Regions from separate parts of the Mus musculus genome. Here region 1 is linked to region 2. Evidence: chromatin contacts called from ENCODE Hi-C data. All regions are on one chromosome and are shown on one strand. Each heading gives the region's core, a stretch centred on a gene start or an enhancer-like site at or near the end of the contact. The rest is flanking DNA. Distances are from core to core; before and after follow the strand shown.

The links. A loop is a pair of places that touch in the nucleus more often than their neighbours do.
Region 1: a map of v-Abl transformed pro-B cells shows a loop between it and region 2 (2.8-fold over the local background). The contact joins the promoter of Guca2b here to the enhancer-like site in region 2. A Hi-C loop is called at or near these places in 3 of 37 maps with a recorded cell type or tissue (T-helper 17 cell and v-Abl transformed pro-B cells).

The regions. Positions count from the first base shown.
Region 1 is chr4:119,656,691-119,662,831 of GRCm38, forward strand. It overlaps Guca2b (guanylate cyclase activator 2b (retina)), which reads right to left and starts at 2,255. Exons shown (of 3, transcript NM_008191.2): 1 at 2,091-2,255; 2 at 839-1,025; 3 at 1-160. The coding sequence starts at 2,165. The coding sequence ends at 102. Gm35761 (a long non-coding RNA gene) reads left to right here and starts at 1,598. Exons shown (of 6, transcript XR_868074.3): 1 at 1,598-2,983; 2 at 3,432-3,542; 3 at 4,562-4,694; 4 at 5,360-5,403; 5 at 5,519-5,624; 6 at 6,064-6,141.
Region 2 is chr4:120,124,867-120,131,493 of GRCm38, forward strand. It overlaps Hivep3 (human immunodeficiency virus type I enhancer binding protein 3), which reads left to right. Exons shown (of 9, transcript NM_010657.3): 7 at 3,410-3,496. Among named protein-coding and RNA genes, the nearest start is that of Edn2, 33 kb to the right of the region's middle. Within about 2 kb of position 3,290, at least 1 of the 3 ENCODE cell types and tissues checked has a DNase peak (open chromatin) inside an H3K27ac peak, as active enhancers do.

The DNA.
Region 1 (6,141 bases), core at 1,005-3,504, 470 kb before region 2:
TATGCTGGGAGGATGGCGATTACTTCAATGGTGCCTAAGTATGGACAGGTTGGGCTGTGGGGAAAGTGTCCGGAGTGGTCTTAAGACCCAGAGTCATTTCATCAGCAGCCTGTACAGGCAACATTTATACACAGTTCACATTCGTCGGTGGCGATGGTCCCTGCGCAGGAAGAAGGCAGATTAGTTGAAATTGGACCCTGGGGATTAGTGATCATGGATGCTGTCATCCAGTTTTCAGAGAGGAGCTCCTGGGGAGAGAACCTGGGGTGTTCCATATAGAAGCTCCATATAGAAGTTCCATATAGAATGAGGGGCTAGGGGCTAGATTCCTCTCTCAGGTACTCCCCCATCCCTTCCTTTGAGGTTTCATATTTGCTACATGGGCCAATCAACCTGACCTGAATGTTGTAGGAAGAGTCCTGGTCAAGAGGGACAGATGGGGGCCTACCCAGAGCAGGGACACGAATGCTTGCAGATGGCAGCAGCATGTGCCCAGCTCTTCTCCACCCTTCCCATTTTAGCTTAGCTGTCACCTCCCAGGGAGCCATTCCAAGCCTGATGGCATCAAATGTATCAGCTGCATGTGTCTCCTGTAATCACACCTGTCTCTTCCCAGAGTTCCTCCCCACCACCTTGTGAGGTCTTTGAGAAACTTCTCAGGACCATGGAGCTCTTTTCTACCTGAATCAGTGTACCCAGACTGGGGCAGATCTGGGGCAGGCAGGAGCTGTGACCCTCTAAGCCCCCTGTCCACAGCTACTGGGTTGCTTTAACAAAAACAACTGACAATGGAGAGGTAGGGGAGGGTGCAAGAAGATCTAAGGGTTCCTATCCTTACTCAAGGCCTTGAAGGTGCTGGCAGCTTCCTGGGAGGCACAAACAGGCTGGAGGTCCAAGGGCAAGGCTGGGTTATGGCACACAGCAGGGAGGAGGCCACTTCTCCGAGGCTGGGGATTGGACATCTCCTTCTCCTCCAACTCATTCAGCTTCTTCACTGATTCCAGCTGGACTTGGAAGCCATGGTACTAGGGAGAAGGGACGGGTGAGAGGTCATCAGGCCCTGGTTAGGAGCAGGCAGTGCCATGAGACTGGGCTCATCAAGGTCCCGTGAGTCCTCCAGAATATTCTCTGGGCTCACAAAGAGTCCAAAACACAGCAGAAAAGCAGCTTGTGGGGAGGGAAGTAGAATTGCGATCTGCCACCACCAACATAGAGGCCTTCTGTCCCAGGCTGCTCACAAAAGGCTGTAGAGCTCTGTAGGTCATCATATGGGCATTAGAAACAAGAAGACCCTTGTGTGTTCAAATCCTGTCTTTCCCTCCATCCAGCTGGTTGTCTCTTTCCCATCTGACATGACCTTCCCTTGTGGAAGCCTAGTACTAGACAGGTCAGCTAACAGGTCCTCTCTCTGGCCTGGTGAAGCTTGCTCTATTGAGACTGATTCTCTCAACTCCTCCTCCTCCTCCTCCTCCTCCTCCTCCTCCTCCTCCTCCTCCTCCTCCTCCTCCTCCTTCTTCTTCTTCTTCTTCTCTCTCTCTCTCTCTCTCTCTCTCTCTCTCTCTCTCTCTCTCTCTCTCTCTCTCTCATTCTCTTCCTGGAAACCCTGCCTGATATAGACGCTAGACTGTAGTAGTCACACAGGTTTAGGGAAACCAGAAGCATCCTGCCACTCGACAACCAGGGCTGATTCCATGCCCCACCCATCTAACACTCCCTGGGAGGCCTCTGAAGTCCATGTTCCCTTTGTCTGGCCTTTGCTCTGCCTAGAACATGTTCACCCAGGCTTGACACCATTTATCCTCCAGTGAGCACAAAGGTTCCTTACCAGGGAATCCATTCTGTGATTTGCCCATGTAGGTGAGCACAGGCAGGGAGCCACAGAGTTCCCTCTGGGCTCCTCTAGGGTTCCTTCCACACTGTGGCTGTGCTGACTTCCAAGGAGAGCAGAGGAGACTAAACCTGCCACTCTCATTACATCTATCACTGCCGCTGTTGACACGCCTGCAGTCCCAACCCAACAGGTGTCTAGACTGGCTGCTGGGCTGAGCCCAGGTCCTCCAGGTAAAAGGTAGGCTGGCTGGGGGTCTCACCTTGATGTAGACACCCTGTGCACTCTGCAGGAGCAGCAGCAGGACGACGGCAGCCCACAGTTGGCTTCTTGACATGGCCTCGCTTCCAAGCTCACACCTCTGGGTTCCTGCTTCCTCTGCTGTCCACCTGCCTGCCACCTGCCTCTGGGCCAGCAGCCCCTTATAGGCCAGGGTCCAGAGCTCTGGTCACTTATTAACTGTCTGGCTGGGGTGGGGTTGACAGAGGCCTGGCTCTTTGACAGATTCTGACTTGGTTCCAGGAAGGGGATAGGGGCGATGATGATGATGAAGAAGAATCCAAGCTTGTGGGAACATGGTCTGCCAAGGGCCTGGCATGAATAGGGCTCTGTGGGAAGACCTTGGACCACTTCACTTCTCACTCTCTCCTCCACACCAGGAGGAGGGGAAAGGTGATGGATCAGGAAAGTGATATCAGGTAAAGTGATTTGCCTCAGGCCAAACAGACTCTTCAGTTGTGTCTTTAGCCCAGGTCAGCTTGTGGTTCTTTGACTTGCAGGCAGATGGCTCAGAGCAAGGAGGGCACACAGAGTTGACTTCAGAGTTTTCCAGTATTAACTTCTCCCATATCCAGCATCCTGCACGGAGTCTAGAACTGCGGAAAGACCAGCCTTGTAACCAGCCTTTGCCTGCCCTTTCCCATGTGTACCCAAGAACAAGTGAGTATAACCATATCAACTGATATCTCAGCAGCCAGCAGGTCAACATGGTGTGGAAGAAAGAGCTCAGATCTCCTAGGAGATGACAAGGGTTCAGTGCCAGAGCTGTGGCAGCTGCTGTGTGAGCCTGGGGTGTCACATCAAGTCTGACTGAGGTTTTCTTTTACTCTCGGGTCACACACGTCTATCGGAAGCCACCCACAGAGGTAGCTGTGGGTAAGATGGGCTCCAGTCCCTTGAATTTACCTTCATTCTCTGGGTGACTCATCTCTAACAGGTCCCTTAATCTCACAGTGCACCTCCCCAATGGGTGAAGGTTGGAGCAGGGAGAAGAGGGTCAAGTCTCTCTGATGGGGTTATCACCATGGCCAGGTCCAGCTACTTTGAACAGTGGTCCTGCTGGGACTCAGCTGGCCCTGGTACAGACTGACACGTGGCAGGTATCCCAGCATGAGCCTGAGCTGAAACCGCCACAGCCTACCTGGGCACCTATAGTCCTTCAGATTGGTGGTTAAAAGAACATGCTCCTTCAGGCCTGTCCTGCTCTTGCATGTGTGATACACTTCATCTGCCCAGAACACCTAGATCCACGCTTATCTTACGTCGAAACAGATAAAAGTCTCCGGTGAACTTTGGAGTTTCTTATGTCTTGTTTTGAATCCAGACTTCGGCCTTTATTCTTTGGAGTCTTTGGAGTCTCACACTCTCTTCTCTCTAAGATGCTAATAACCGTCAGATAACAGTGGCTCACATGTTTGATCATGAGTAATGCAAGGTATGACGAGGCTCTCTGCCTGGACTCTCTTGGGGAGTAGTAGCAACAGGCTGGTATTCTGTCTGGAACCTCTAATTGTGCTCAGCCTTCATTGCTACAGTGAAAGAAGCTCGAGGCAGGGAGGGAGGGAAGCAGGGAGGCAGGGAGGCAGGGAGGCAGGGAGGCAGGAGGCAGGGAGGCAGGGAGGCAGGAGGCAGGGAGGCAGGGAGGCAGGGAGGCAGGGAGGCAGGGAGGCAGGGAGGCAGGGAGGCAGGGAGGCAGGGAGGCAGGGAGGCAGGGAGGCAGGGAGGCAGCGAGGCAGCGAGGCAGCGAGGCAGAGAGGCAAGGAGGGGGACATGGGCTTGGGCCCAGACTCCAGCTACTATCCATCATGCAACCTTCCTTACCCTCCACGACTGTTTTCTCACCACTGAAGTCAATAACACAATTAGTAACCTAACAGTGTTTGTGGGAACTAACAGCCCTTGTCCCAGGAAACCACTGTCTGTCCCTGTCCCCAGATAGATCACTTCTCCAGCACATGCCCAGGGGATTGGGTTCACCACCCGTTCCTCTCCATGACATCTTCCCAGACAAGCCCTGTTTCTGAACCTGGGGGGGGGGGTGGGTAACAGATTGGACTCCCAGCCTTTTAGGCTGGACTCATTGCCATTCTATCTAGAGCACTGGGTTTCCTAAGTCATGTCACCTCAGATAAGTGATAGAACTTCTGAGATTTTAGCTCCCGGTTTGTAGAAAAATGACGGGTTCCTCAGTGTTTGCAATTGTCATGAGCTACCATCCCACTCTTTCCATGGGACAAGCTCAACCCACTGACCACCATATCCAAGGATAGGAGCCAGCCTTCAGAGTGTGAAGGTCCCAGAGTGGGGCTTGCCCTCCTTTCTCCAGCCACTGGGTATCCCAGCTGGAGCCATTGTTCCCAGGGAGTGAGTCACGACTTCCTCTTCTGCCTGTCAAGACTCAAACTTTCCAATCCCATTTCTAATCTCTTTACAAATGACCCACCATCCATGAAGGACAAGTTGGCCACTGATGCAAATTCTCACTGCCAACCTGACCAGCTCACTTACATCATATGCACATGGAAAGCCACTTCTGTACCAGCCTGTGGAGACTCACACAAATGAGGATGGAGACCACTGTGCCTCTGTAGGTTTAGCTGCTCCTCTCCCCGCATTGAGTCCCTGCTTGGCATCCACCTTCCTGGCACCCCCTTTCCTCAGGAGCACCTCTCAGAGCTCTTGCCCACTTGGCTCAGGGTATATGGGCTTTCCAGATTTCTGACATCATGCTGGCCCCATCTCTTCATTTCCTTGACTAGCCATCCTCTGTTTGCTTGTCTCCTAAAGTCAGAACTCAACAGGGCCACCAGCACTTGTCCTTGGGGCCTCTATCCTTTTTCTCTAGTCACTTACTTTGGTAGTGTCATGCAGCTTCAAGAAATTTCATGTGCTCAGTCCCTGAGACTGCCCACCTTGACAGCTTTTCCCATGACAGTTAATGAAATTCCCATGTGCCGGGGGGGGCGGGGGGGGGGCAGGTCAAAATTCAAGGGGTTTTTCTCGACATCTCTTTTTCACTTGCCAAATTCAATGCATTTGATGATTCGATTGTATTGGCATTCAGAATATCCTTAGCTTCTAACCAACCAGGCCTCACCTCTTCCCCAAGATCCAAGCTATCGTCCTTGGTTTCACAAATTATTGTAACAGCACTGTTAGGCAGAGGTCTCCAGGGAAACAGTATCCACAGGATCTGTTCTTCTATCTGACTGTCAATCAACCATCAATCTATCTGTTATGTTTCCTCCCTAGATTTACTTTGAGGAACTGGCTCGTGGAACTATCAGGACAGACAGGTCTGTCTGAAATCTGTAGGGCAGACTGACAGGTTGACAATTCAGCTAAGAGTTGTCGAAGGCTGTAGTGAATTCTTATCATTCTTTGTTGCCTTTGTGTCTATTTTAAATCCAGGCTGGATGCTTTCACACGGAGGTGTCATAGTTTCTAATTTTACTCAGCTCTGCCCAGTTCCTCGGTGTGATCGATCCACATGCCTACCTTGGATAACTGTTCTCTGGTGAGCTCTTCCCTACAGAGCAGTTAAATATAGCCTGGCTTGGCTCTGTTGACCCTCATACCCTGTGTTGACAGAACACATGTCACTGTAACCACATCTCAGTCAATGTCACCTTCTGGGCCGGGAGCCTGGGTCTGCTTTTGTGTTTTATAGTTTTTGTTTTCCTTTAGAGTTTCACTATGTAGATCAGGCTGGCCTGGAATTCACAGTCCCTCATGCCTCTGCCTCCTGAGTGCTGGGACTACAGGTTTGCACCAGTGTGCTCTATAGCACTTGCCTGAAACACACCACTTAAAGAGAAATTTTGTTTCTGCCTCTGTCTGTCCATCCATCCATCCATCTGTCTGTCTGTCTCTCCTAGTTCTTCTCTCCTGCTCCTCCCACCCTTATATGTATGTGGCTTCTGGGAGAAGACCCCAGACCTGATTCCATCTTGCAGCTGTCTCTCCTAGTGACTGACAGCCGTTCTCCGTGAAGCATCTACACAGGAGCAGTGTGGTTTTCGAGATCTCAGCCG
Region 2 (6,627 bases), core at 2,040-4,539:
GTTCTTGGCCAGTGATCAGGAGCAAGCTAAGGTCTTCCTCCCCGGGCCTCTGAGCCCTCTGAGCACATGGAAGTAAGTCTGAAACATGGACTCTCGTACTTCCGGCCCAGCACCGAGTGGGCAGAGTTGATAACAGAGGAGAACAGAGATTCCCCTTGGGCATAGAGTGGGGCGGGAGGCCAGAGTACCCGGCTTTCCTTAGAGCCACATCTCTGAAGCCCTGTCATCCGTCAGTTGTGAGCACCTCCTCTCCTCTCAGGACCTGTCTGTCTGCCTCCTAGCCGGGTCTTGCCCTTGAGTTGTGATTCCAGCCAGGATGTATGGGTACTGGCAGACCTCAATCCGGTGTCTGCACCATCTGGCAATGCCTGTGCCAGGACTCTTCTTGTCTGTCTCTGTCTGCCTGTTTGTGTCTTGTCTTTGTGTCTGTCACACACTCAGGTGGCAGTTTGGTCTCTGGGAACTCTTTGAAGAGGGTCTCATGTGTGAGGCAGGAGGAGGTAGCAGGCTAGCCCTAGGAGAGTCCCTTTCCTCTTTTTAGATTCTTTCTAGAGGCCAGAGGAGTGGCTGAGCTATGGACAAGCCCTTACACTGATCTCCTAGGAGACAGAAGTGGTAGCTGTGGGCAGGCCCTTGTTCAGCCCAGGAGACAAGGTGATGTCTGGTGCTCTTGCTAGAGCCAGCTCCCCTTCCAGACACTTGCTCTTCCAGCCGTCCACTCAACCTCCGCTTCCAGATGCCAGGCTGGTTTGTCCCTGAGGGCTGGGGGCAAGAAAATCCTTGGCTGGGCAAGCCTCCTCCCTGTAGCTTCTACAGGATGTTGACAGGAGCAGGACAGCCTTTGGGGGTTGGGCTCCCTCCTGCCTCTTCAGAGAGCCCCTGAGGTTCCTACTCAAGGGTGAGAGCATCCTATGATCACTAGCCCCTTCCCTGTCCAGTACACTGCCTGGCAGAGTCAGAGCCAGAGACCTAGCTCACTGGTAGAGTGATGGCCTACCATTCACAGGCACAATATTAAATAAAAGAGATTGTCACTGGGGGTGGGGTCTGCTCTGGGCCAGCTGTAGTTCACTCCCACGTGCTTTGCCTTGTGACCTTCGCAGTATTTCCATGAGGTGGGTATTTAAAGAAATAGAAAACCGGGACCCTACAGAGTAAGGAACATTGAAAAACTTACTCAGGGAACATAGCTAGCAGTACAGAGCCCAGACCTCCCCATAACCCTCCTCCACCAGGCCATCTAGCTACAAAACCACCGCAAGGCCAGCCACGTTCGAGGGTCCCAAGACCTGAGTCTAGCCAGAGCTTTTCATTAGCCAACGCTGTGGTTCTGGGCCAGTTGTTTCACTGTGCTGGTTTGCAGGAGCCCTGCCAGCACCCAGGACAGCCAAGAATCTTGCCCAATGATGTCATCAGCACCTGCGCCCAGAGTTAAATTAGAAACAGAAGAACTGAGCCTAGTGGGTTGAAAGACATGGTCTGTGGAATCCCACCCACCACTTTTCTCCTGGAGTGCATTTCTTGAGAGACTACAAACACTGCTCTAGCGGTGTGTCTAGCCTGGTTGACTAGAAATCTAAACTCTACAGGTATAACGTATATGGCAAATGTCACCGGTGTGACTGAGGGTAGTCAGAGAAGGGACTCAAGAACGGGAACCTCAGGGCAGTTGGGATCTCTGGCCTACAGCTCTCTCGTCTCACCTGCTGCTCGCTCAGACAATGAGCATGAAGGGCATGCGACTGGCTCGGGAGCTCTCCATCCAGGTGCAGGAAGGAGGCCCAAGCTGGGCAGGGTAGAGTTGGATGATGAGTGGGAAGAGAAGGAGTTAGTCCTCTCTAGTCTTGGCCATCGTATTCACCCAATCTCACTTGTGCTTCCCCAGCAGCCTCAGCCGAAAACCTGACGTTTCTGAGTGGAGATCACCCTTGGTTAGGCTATGTTCATCTGTCTGTCCATCTCTCTTCCCATTAGCTCTGTCTCCTGTCTACTCATCTAACAGTGTCCCTGTTCATGCGCCCCCCCCCCACGCACACACACACACACACACACACACACACACACACACACACACACACACAGGTTTTCTTGTCCCCACCCCCGGCTCTATCTGTCTGCCCATTCTCCTTTTCCCCTCTGGACTGGCCTCCCATACATTCCCACGTGTGGACATCCATCCTCCGATCATGTAGCCGCCCATCTTTCCATCTGCTTACAGGCCAACTTCCACCAGTTCCCCTGTTTATTTTTCCCCGTGGACCTTGCCTCCTCTGTCTGCCTGCCTGCCATCGGCTTCTCCTCCAGTGTCCATCTGTCCTCATGCTTCTATCTTTCTCTCCATGTTCCTCCATTCGCCATACCTCGTCCCCCTGTGCACTCGTTCCCAGAGACTCCATCTTTCCATTCTACCTCCTTCCGTCCATCCATTCAGACTCAACAATTTAAGGCTCATGGGACAGCGTACCTGACCCCGGGAGCTTCAGACATGTTATAGGATCAGCCATGTGGAAATACAACAGTCCTCAGAGCACAACCCAAAGGAACTTCCTGTGACGTCTGTCTGTGTTCTCTGGGGACAGGACAGGGAGCTTAGCCTCTCCTCCCTGAACCTGCTGTCCACAGAGCTCCTCACCCTGCAGCCTGTCACAGGTGTGCACCATGGAGAACCTGACATCACTGTTGCTGTTGTTGTTACCCTGGCCTCAGAAGCTATCGCTCCAGTTCCCCAGCCTATGGGGCCAGGCCTACAACTTGGGGCAGTACCTCAGGGCTTCACAGAGCCTTGGACAACCCATTCCCATAGCACTCTAGTCCTCTGTCTGCACTGTGCCCCAGAGAGGGGGCTGTCCCTAAGACAGTCCCAGCCTGCGTCCCAGAGCCTGTGGGGCTCATGTCCCTTGCTGCTCACCTCACTGCTCCTGCAAGGAACCATGCCCTGCTTTCTCTGCTTAGACCCTAAGGATTGGCCTGATTGTAGTATACTCGGTCAGAAGAACTTCTCAGCCCGCAGCTACTGTATTAGTCATGAGAATCCCATGTCACTCCAGCATTTAAGATTGCAAATCATCTTATCTGAGTGTGCCACCAGCCCCGGGGCCCAAACATAAGACAGAAGCAGAAGAAAAAAAATGCACCTGAGTGGTCTTTCAACTTCTCTGTGTTTTAACCAGCATCTCTGGTTCTCACTGTACCCTGCCCCCTCCCCCCCAGCTGCATGCCCTCCCTGCCCCAGCTCCTGTGTTTGACCTTCTGTAGCAGTTACAGTTGCATAGTCTGGCTGCATGCTGGAGCACAGGAGGCCTTGGCCCCTGCCCAGCCCTCGGCACTTGTGTAAGGAGCTGTGGCCTGGCAGCTGTGTATTGCCCTCCCCCTACCACCAGGCCATGAGTCTGTTCTCATTTCTTTCCAGGGAATCTGACTAAGCACATGAAGTCGAAAGCCCACAGCAAAAAGTGCCAAGAGACGGGGGTGCTGGAGGAGCTGGAAGCCGAAGAAGGTACTGTACCAACCTCCTCTTTCCCTAACTCCCTCTCCACTTCACATCCCTCCCCCTTACCCCTGACCTTCCCCCTTTCCAGACACCCTCATTTCTACTACTGTTCCCCTTCCTCTCTCTCCCTCCCACCATCTTTCCCTTCTATGTCCTCCCTTCTAGTTTGCTGAACAACTGGGAAGCAGCAAATGTTAAATTCATAAAATGCTCCCCAGTGCCACAGAGCCAGTCACTGTGCAGTTCAGTATAACCTAGTGTTCCAGCAGAAAGCCAGCCCCAACGGGAACTCGGCGCACCCAGTGTGTGCCAAGCACAGTCTAAACACGTGCCTTGAGTTGTCTTAGTGGGACCTGGATAGATCTTCAGGCACTTAACTAGAAGTCTCTTCTGATAGGAACCTGCAATGTGGTCTGTGGGACTGCGAGTGTCACTGAGAAAGGCAAAGCTAGATCGGGTAGGTCCATCCCTTCTCGGCCCTGACACATCACTACAACCTGACTATGGTCCTCCAGCATCAGAAACAAGCTAGAGGCAGACTGATAGCAGACAAGGCAGGGGACACGGGTAAGGAGGGAGGCCAGAGGGGCTGCGGCAGATAGAATGACAAACCTTAGCTGTAGATTCTCAGGAGTCAGGGTCAGGGCTTAGTGTGACAAGACGAAGAAGGGAGTGGGTCAGGGGGGTGGGGGGCAGAGAAGAAAGGAGAAAGCTGTGGTTTTTATTTTCTGTTTGTGAAGCAATCTAACAAGAGTTAGATCATGTTTCTTTTAACACTGAATAAACCAATGTTTACAACAATCCACTCAAAGCACTGTCTTCACAAATTATAATGTGAGGCCCCCATGTTGTCAAAATGCATGCCAGGCTACTATAGATGGTGTCCTGGCGAGGGCCCTGTAACATAAGCCCAGACATGGGACCATGAAGGACCATGAAAGACAGGGGGCCTTGGCTGACCTCTATCCTCTATCCTTGAGTATAATGGGAGTGATACATATGTCCTCTGCCTGTGTGCGGAGAACTCCAGCAGGGGTGTAGGGATGTGATCTAGGCCAGACACATGAGCACAGTTCAGGTGAGAAGTGGTCTGATTCCAGATGCTTTCAGAGACTGAGCCCATAGATGGTCCTGCTACATCATAGAGGGCAGAGGAGGGGAGGGAAAGGGCCAGGGATGGCTCCAAGCTTTGTAACCTAAGAGACTGGAAGGATGGAGTTGTTACTTCATGCACCAAGGCAGACCCAGCGACGGGCATTAGGATCTGGGTATCCTAAACATAGAGTTGGTAGCAGGAACTGCCCTGAAGAGCACCAAGCCAGGATGCCCTAGCTCCAGCACACTGCTAAGGAATGGGTTGTCAGCCACTGCCACCCTGTGGCCAGTCTTAGAAACTGCACCCAGAAGGTTCTGTCCAGTGCCTTCCACTAGATTTGAAAGCACTAAAGGCAGAAAAAGGCCCATATGGAATATCAGGAAAGGGGGGGGGGGTGCTGAGCAGGCAGGGGAACCCTTTAGATGCCTGCAGGAATCAGATGTGGAGTGCCTGAAGTAGTGTGGTCTGGAGAGGGCTTCTTCCATCATCCCCGCCACACTGGGACTCATACAGGGGGCCTTCACTTTCTCCTCAGTAAAGAAGGGCTTTGGGGCCTGTCTTGATGGATGTCAGGAGATGCTGGCCCCAACTCCCTCCCCAGTCAGGACCCTGCTTCAGCCTTCATGTGCAGATGCTAACAGTGCCACCCTGGCCACCTGCCTATGGGAGGGGGAGACACAGACAGAGGAGATGGTAGCAGACACAAAAGGACATAAACCAGCCATTGTCACCCAGCAAGAGGAGGGCAGGGTGGGGATTCGTGGCTGCATCTGCTTCTCAAAGCATAATGCCATTTTGAACTGTAGTGTGAGACGTGAGGACTATGAACCTTAGTTCTGACTAGGCCAGGAGATAGCTGGATGATTGTGGGGCAGGCCGTGGCCTTCTCCACGCTTGGGTTTCACTATGTGAGTGAGGGCCAGGGCTGAGTAAAACCTGAGGCCTGCAGTCAGGGCTCCTGCCAAAGTCCTAGGTCAGCAGAATGAGCTGATGCAGGGCTTTGCCCCTCCCTCCATCCCCTGTCTGTTATGTCTCCCATCACCCATTCCCCTCGAGGCCTCGTCTCTTCGCTCCCATCTGCCCAAACTCTGCCCTTGGAACCTCCCTCTGCCTGACAACTCCTTCTCTACACACAATTTTCTCTCTCTTTCCTAGTGAATGTTCACGTTATCCACTTTGGTACCTGACCATGGAGGTGTTAGCATCACTGTTTCTGGCCCTCCTGGGCATGGTGGAGAGCCAGGGCTCGGGGACTATCTTTCCTGACCAGGAGAAAATGGAATATTGGTGCCCGGGCGAGCGATAGGGATAGTGGACACATTAGGCCACCTGGAACCAGTTCAAACTGGTCATGTCACAGCAGTCTAGTGATGGGCCAACAGAGCACAAACTCTCCAGGTCATCCCCCAGATTGTGGACAGCTGACCATTTCAGGGATGCCTCGGTCTCCATTGCTGATGGTGGCACAGCCTCACCAGCTGATGGAAACCTCCACTCCATAAGAATCCAGACCCGGAAGCTGACGTTCAGAGTGCTCCACAGGGCAGGAATGGCAGGGGTCAGGCCTGCCCTAAAGACTGAGGCCAGCCTAGCCCAGCAACTCACAGAAGCTAAACTCTGCCATCTGCCCAGAGCCGCTGTGTAGGCCAGCCTGGTCATGTTAGCATCTGGTTTGCATTTTAACTGACCGTGACTGTCTGCTGGACCAGCCAGCATGCCCTGTCCCAGAGTGATAGATGCCATCAGTAATGGGGTCATAGTGGCTGTAATTATCTGGGCCCTTGCTGTGTACCAGGCCTGCATTATTTTTTCCTCTCAGAAAAAGCCATACAGTGAGACATCCACTTAACAAAAGGAGAGACTGAGGCACAGCATTACAGCTGGCTCGTGGTGAAACCCACACTGAGAAACCAGAAAGCAGATGATCTTGTTTGCCCCAGTGAAGCCCTAGGCCTTACTTGGGAAGGTTACCTGATCCCCCTTACCTCGGTTTCCTTATCCACAGCATGAGCGTAAGAATAGAACCCCCAGTTCCCCAGTG